Regions from separate parts of the Homo sapiens genome. Here region 1 is linked to region 2. Evidence: chromatin contacts called from ENCODE Hi-C or POLR2A ChIA-PET data. All regions are on one chromosome and are shown on one strand. Each heading gives the region's core, a stretch centred on a gene start or an enhancer-like site at or near the end of the contact. The rest is flanking DNA. Distances are from core to core; before and after follow the strand shown.

Region 1 (3,069 bases), core at 4-2,503, 370 kb after region 2:
AAGTCTTCCCATCAGTAAAATACGGGTAACAGAAGCCTTCCCACAGACCATCAGCTCCCTTGGCTGCTCTTGTCTGACGATTTTAGTGGTACATTCTTTAGCCCCAGTAATTTTCTCAGCCTCTACACTGGCTGGGTTCCCTTTGCACGTCTGGTTAGCTCTGTTTTCTGCTTTGCTCTCTTCTGCCTGTCAGCTGAATATTAATGGGGGAAAGTCAGCAACTAATTGAATTTCAGATCTCTTGTGGGTCTTCCACTGGATCTTTTTTGCACCTCTCAATTCCTTGTATCTCTTGACATCCTGTGAAGTTTTCGCAGTAGCTGTTCCAGTTTTCATTGCATTCTCCTTTTTCCTTCATAGCATCCATCTTACACTCAGCAGACAACCATAATTCTTAATTTACCAAGATGACACAGGTTATGGAGCAGGGTTCCATCAGTGCCCACCCTCTGTTTCAGGAAGAGGTGTCACTCTTTGCAAAGGCAAACTCCTCTTTATCTGGTTACTCTTCTCCCAACTCTTAAATGTATTTCCTGCCACGTTCTATTTTAGAGCTTTTCTCTGTTGGAGCAGCAGCCACTTTTTTTGAGGCCCATTTAAACCTCTCTCCAGTCTGTTTAGGGGACTTCAGTAGTTCTTTGTTGAGCATGCACCCCACATGGTGCCCACTGCCAGGCACTGGGGATGCAGAGACAAAGAGTTCCCACTCACCCACCACAGCTACACAGACTGTAGAGGAAGCATTAGGTTAAAGAACATTGTATCTTTTCCTGAAGTTTTCAGAAGTGCATGGTCCATACTTGAGACTGCAAGGGAAAGGGTATTTACTTATAATTCAGGTATACTTTGCTAAAATATACATTCATATTAAAATATACTTTTGTTTTTCTATAGATGTACAAGTTCTTTTTAAGTGCTTCATAGTATTCCATGTGTGTATACTCCACCAGGTCTCTTATCAATGGACAGTACAAACAGTACTACCACGAACGTCCCTGCACTCGTATCTTTGTTTACAACTGCAAGTGTTTCTGCAGTATGAATTCTTAGAAGTGTTACTGTTAAGTGAAGGACGTATGCGTGTTTTGCCAAACTACCCTCCGAGATAGCTGAATCTGGTACATTTTAAAGCAGGAGGCCGCAGAAGACGCTCGGCAGTTCTGGCCTCCGAGCAGCAGGCGGCGCTGTGAGTCGTCTTTGCGGAAGCCGCGGAGGCCTCGCTGACTGACTTCCGGTGTTGGCGGTGGCGCCGCGCAGTCACCGCGGAGCAGACGCGGAGGCTGGTGGCCCCTGGGCGAGATGCCGTACGCCAACCAGCCTACCGTGCGGATCACGGAGCTCACTGACGAGAATGTCAAGTTCATCATCGAGAACACCGACCTGGCGTAAGGCTACCGAGGGAAGAGGCTGGCGGCTCTGGGGCGCCGGGAGGCCCAAGCCGGGGCCCCGGGGCAGGGGGCGGGGGTGTAGTGGGGTGGGGTGGGGGCGATGTCCTTCCAGAGCTGCCCCCCTGCACCAGGGCTTTAGCTTTGGGAGCCTGCGGCGCGGGCCCAGCCTGTCGAGGCTGCAGCGCCTTCACGCCCCTTGGCTTTTGATCTTTCAGGGTGGCCAATTCGATTCGGAGGGTCTTCATCGCTGAGGTTCCCATAATAGGTAAGCGACTCCCCTTCCTCGTTCCCGCGCCCACGGGTTCCTGCCCCGCTCTCCACCCACACACTCTTTGGGGCTCCTTCCAGTCCTTGGTTCGGGCTGAGGGTGGTAGTGCTGAGAAAAGTGCATTGCTGGAGACTTGACCATACCCTGTGCCCTTGGCTCAGTGGCCGCCTCCCTGGCGCCCACGGGCCACTTAGGTCCACCCTTGTCCTGGGTATGCATTGCTGAGAAGCATGGGTTTAGCAGTGTGCAGACTTGGGTTCAAATACTGTTTTCACTACTATTGTTACAAAAGTTTTTAAAATGTTTTCAACTTTTATTTTGGAGTCAAGGGGTACATTGGTGCAGGTTTGTTGCCTGGGTATAGTGCGTGATGCTGAGATTTGGGGTATAAATGATCCTTTCACCCAGGTAGTGAGCATAGTACGCAATAGGTAGTTTTTCACCCCTAGCCCCACTGCCTCCCTTCCAGCTCTAGTAGTCACCAGTGTGTTTATTGTCATCTTTATGTCCGTGCGTACCCAGTTTTAGCTCCCATGCGGTGTTTGGTTTTCTGTTCCTGTGTTAATTCTCTTAGGATAATGGCTTCCAGGCCGCGCTCGCGCCTGTAATTCCAGCACTTTGGGAGGCCAAGACTGAGGAACACCTGAGGCCAGGAGTTTGAGACCAGCCTGGCCAACATGGGGAAAGCCCGCCTCTACTAAAAATGCAAAAATTAGCCAGGTGTGGTGGCTCCCACCTGTAATCCCAGCTACTGGGGAGGCTGAGGCAGAATTGATTGAACCCAGAAGGTGGAGGTTGCAGTGAGCCGAGATCATGCCACTGCACTCTGGCCTGGGCAATAGAGTGAGACTCCTTCTCAAACAAAAGAAAATAAAAAAGAAGATAGTGGCTTCCAGCCACGTCCATGTTGCTGCAGAGGACATGATTTCGTTCGTTCTTATGGCTGCATCACTTACTGCTTTTGTGAAACTTGGGCAAGTTATTAAACTTCTGTGTGCTGCAGTTTCCTCATCTGTAACATTCGGCCACTAATGATCCTTATCAGGGTAATGTTAAGGATTAAGTGAGGTAATCCATATAAGTGCTTTGTGTTTAGTGAGTGCTCAGTGCTGGTAGATGGCTTTTTTATTAATCTATTCCTTCAACAGCATTTATGGAGCATGAAAGTGGCAGGCATGGTGGTAAGCTCTGGGAATGCAAAGCTGTAGAGAACAGGGTTTTTGCCCTCATGGAGTCCACAGTGAGGTTGTAGGGGAGAGATGAATCCACAGACAACACTAAAGCAAGGTAGATTTTGATCAGTAGTTCAGGAGAAGCATAGCTGTGGTGCACTTGGCTCTTAGAGGAGGGAAGATCAATTTCTGGTCTGGTTCCAGCCACTCTGCTCCAGGTGCTTAATGCATTGATTATACT
Region 2 (2,810 bases), core at 2-2,501:
TCTGAGGCCAGAGCAATCAGGAAAGTCTTCCTGGAGGAAGCGGGGCTGGAGTTGGGTTGATAGGTTGGTTTGCCCCAGAGCGGGGCAGAGGGCTTTGATTGGCTTCGGTGGAAGAAAGGTGAAGAGAGCTTGGAGAAAGGAAAGATGGATGGGTGACAGGCAGGCAGAGAACAAAGCTCAGAGCCCCGGGGGCTGTTTAGTCTCGGCCCCTGTAAGGCTGCAAAGTGCCAGTGACTCAGACGTGGAGGGAGGCTCACAGGCTGCAGCGCGCGAGGCTCCCACATTAACCCTCACCTGCCTGGAATCGAAAAGCCACAATGGAAGCACTCGGCATTAACCCTCAGCTGCCCAGTCCTTGAGCCCCAGGGCCAAGGGCTGTGGACATGGCCTTGAGATCCCCGGGAAAGCCCCGCCCCCCAGAATCTGGTTACGTGAGGCTCAGCCTTCTGATGCCCGGTGGTGAACTTGCCCAGAGAGCACCTAAATACCGCGGAGTGGCCAAAGGCTTGAGCGCCCAGCGACAGACAAGTGTCCTAAGAATTGGTGCCTCTTCTAGGGAAAAGGAGGCCTGGGCTCCAAGGCCTTAAAGACTCGCCTAATTTTCCGCACGGATGAGTAGACCCAGGCCCAGTTCGGATCCGTCTTTATCTTATCGTCTGTGTCAGAGAAATATGTCATATTTCCAATCTCTGGCGGCAAGAAAATGCCGAGCTCTTTTGCTATTGAAAAAAAAAAGGGAAGAAAACACTGCGGCCCTAATCCTGCCCAATACAACCCAGAACCCAGCCTTGGGTGTTGCCCCGAGGGCGCAGCGCCGCTCCCATCGGCGCTGGGGGTCCAAGCGGCCCTGGGGCCCCGCAGGCCCGGGCTGAGGCCACCCCTCTGTTCCCGCGTCGGTGGCCCTGAGCGCACGGCGCTCGGAACTCGGAGGTGCCAGAGGCTCGGGCAAAGCAGGCCTGGGGAGGGCGCGAAGCCGCGTTGTTCCGATCCTCAGCCACCTGAGTCCCAGCCTGGAACCTTCGGACCCTCGCGTTCGGCCCGAACGTTCGGGCCCCCTCGGTGCCAGGCGCCCCGAGTGCCGCGGCGCGCCGGGCGCGGGCTGGGAGCGGCGGACTGCGGGCGGGACAGCGCCCCCGCTCCTCCCGTGGGAGAGCGCGCGCCCCTCCAGGAAGCTCCCGCCTCGCCTCCCACTTCCCTCCCCACTCCCCTCCTCGGCCGGAGGGAGGAGCCCGAGCCGCCGCCGCCGCCGCCGCCCGCCCGCCCGGCCCGGGAGGAGGACCGGACCCCGAGCGGCTGGGAGCGCACGCGAGCGGGCCGTGGCCGCGCGGGCAGCGCCCTGAGCCTGTCCCGCGCCCGCGGGCCCGGCCGAGCAGGAGCAGCTCCCGGGGATGCCCGGGCGGCTCGGAGCGCGGGCAGCGGCAGCCGTGCGGTGAGGGCGGTGGCGCCCGCGGGACCTGCGGTGAGTGGGGCCCGGGCAGGCGGGGCAGCTTGGCGTGAGTGCCCAACTTCGGCCTTGGGGCTGGGCTCTTTGATCCAGCTGCGGGTCCGAAGGAACCCGGGTTCCGCCTCGGGGGGCTGCGGCGCTCTAGCCCCCGCCGCCAGCGCGAACCCGGACTCCGGCGCTTCGGTGACTCAGCTCCGACCCGGCCACGCGGGGGCGCCCCGCCGGCTCCCGGACTGCGGGGAAGGGCGGGCGGGGTCCCTGGGGAGGGGGGCGCCCTCGGGGGTCCGAGCCCAGCTGCTTTGGGGACCCTTCCACCCGCCCCGAGGGGCTTGGAGGGCGTACGGGAGGTGGAGACCCGCCGCTGCCGCAGCTGCTGAAGGCGTGAGGTCGCCCTGGCTCTCGGCGGGCGCTGGCTCCTCTCCGCTCCCCTCTGCCCTCCTCCCACCCCTCAACACCCACCCCCTGCCCCAGGCAACTGCCGGAGGGCCGGCTCCCAGCCCCGGTACTGGGAGCGCAGAGGGGGAGTGGAGCTGGGCAGCTTCCCAGAAGTCGGAGTGTGTTTGCAAACTAGTTTTTGCGAAAAAGCTGTCTGGCACCTGTGTGTTTAAAGGGGGTGTGGGGGTGGGCATGGAGAGAGCGGGCGAACAAGGCCCTCTCTTATTCCCCGTTTCTCACAGCGATGCTCCTCTGAAAATAGAGGGGTCTTACACCCTCTTCCCTGCTCTTCCCACCCCATCCCCCAGCCTCGCTCCACGTCCCCCCGAGTTCAAGAAGCTCTCCTATGGGGAAGGGGCTGCTTCAAAGGGGGCTGTGATTTGCCCAAGGTCACAGATGCTGCTGGCTCTGGTAGCTAATAGGGTGTTCATCTTGCATCTGAATCCCCTGCCCCATATGTACTGGGGGAAGGGACAAGGGGTCTGGAAGAATGATCTTCCAGACAAAACGCCCTTTTTTTTGTCTGCCTTAGTTTTTTGCTCCCTTAGAGGTGTGTGCTGTCATCAAAGGTTGGGGGGCTTTTTCTGCCCCTTGGGCATCCACAGCTTCACGGACTGCAGGGAGCCCATGGTTTTCAGGAAACAGGCGGTGTGCGCAGATTGTAATCCCTGGCAGCTGCAGCCTGCCCTGATGGGGAGGCCTGGGAGACCTGGGTCTGAACCCCACCTATGACCAACAGGGAACTTGGCCCAGACCCTCCCCCCCTGTGGCCCTCTGGGTCACCATCTGTGAAATGGGCTGATGTTCCGGGGCCTGCCTCCTGGAGAATGGACACAGCATGAAGGCGTGGTTTTATGGCATTCCGCCTGGCATAGGTCCAGGTGAGCTCCAGGACCGCCCCAGCCAGCTGGATTGGAAGGGGTCACCCAGG

Evidence for each region. Hi-C counts contacts between places; a loop is a spot of excess contacts on that map. ChIA-PET counts read pairs that join two places held with the same protein, here RNA polymerase II (POLR2A). Pooled maps may share reads with other maps.
Region 1: a loop to region 2 is called in a pooled map, with 2.5 times the contacts of the local background. The contact joins the promoter of POLR2C here to the promoter of CPNE2 in region 2. A Hi-C loop is called at or near these places in 1 of 168 maps with a recorded cell type or tissue (CD4-positive, alpha-beta T cell) and 4 of 50 pooled maps. POLR2A ChIA-PET finds 5 or more read pairs at or near these places in 3 of 52 experiments (WTC11, activated B cell and activated CD4-positive, alpha-beta T cell).

The regions. Positions count from the first base shown.
Region 1 is chr16:57,461,426-57,464,494 of GRCh38, forward strand. It overlaps POLR2C (RNA polymerase II subunit C), which reads left to right and starts at 1,254. Exons shown (of 9, transcript NM_032940.3): 1 at 1,254-1,385; 2 at 1,604-1,653. The coding sequence starts at 1,300. RefSeq lists an enhancer at 1,112-1,406.
Region 2 is chr16:57,091,332-57,094,141 of GRCh38, forward strand. It overlaps CPNE2 (copine 2), which reads left to right and starts at 1,252. Exons shown (of 16, transcript NM_152727.6): 1 at 1,252-1,459. RefSeq lists silencers at 774-843, 864-1,113, 1,224-1,273, 1,334-1,743.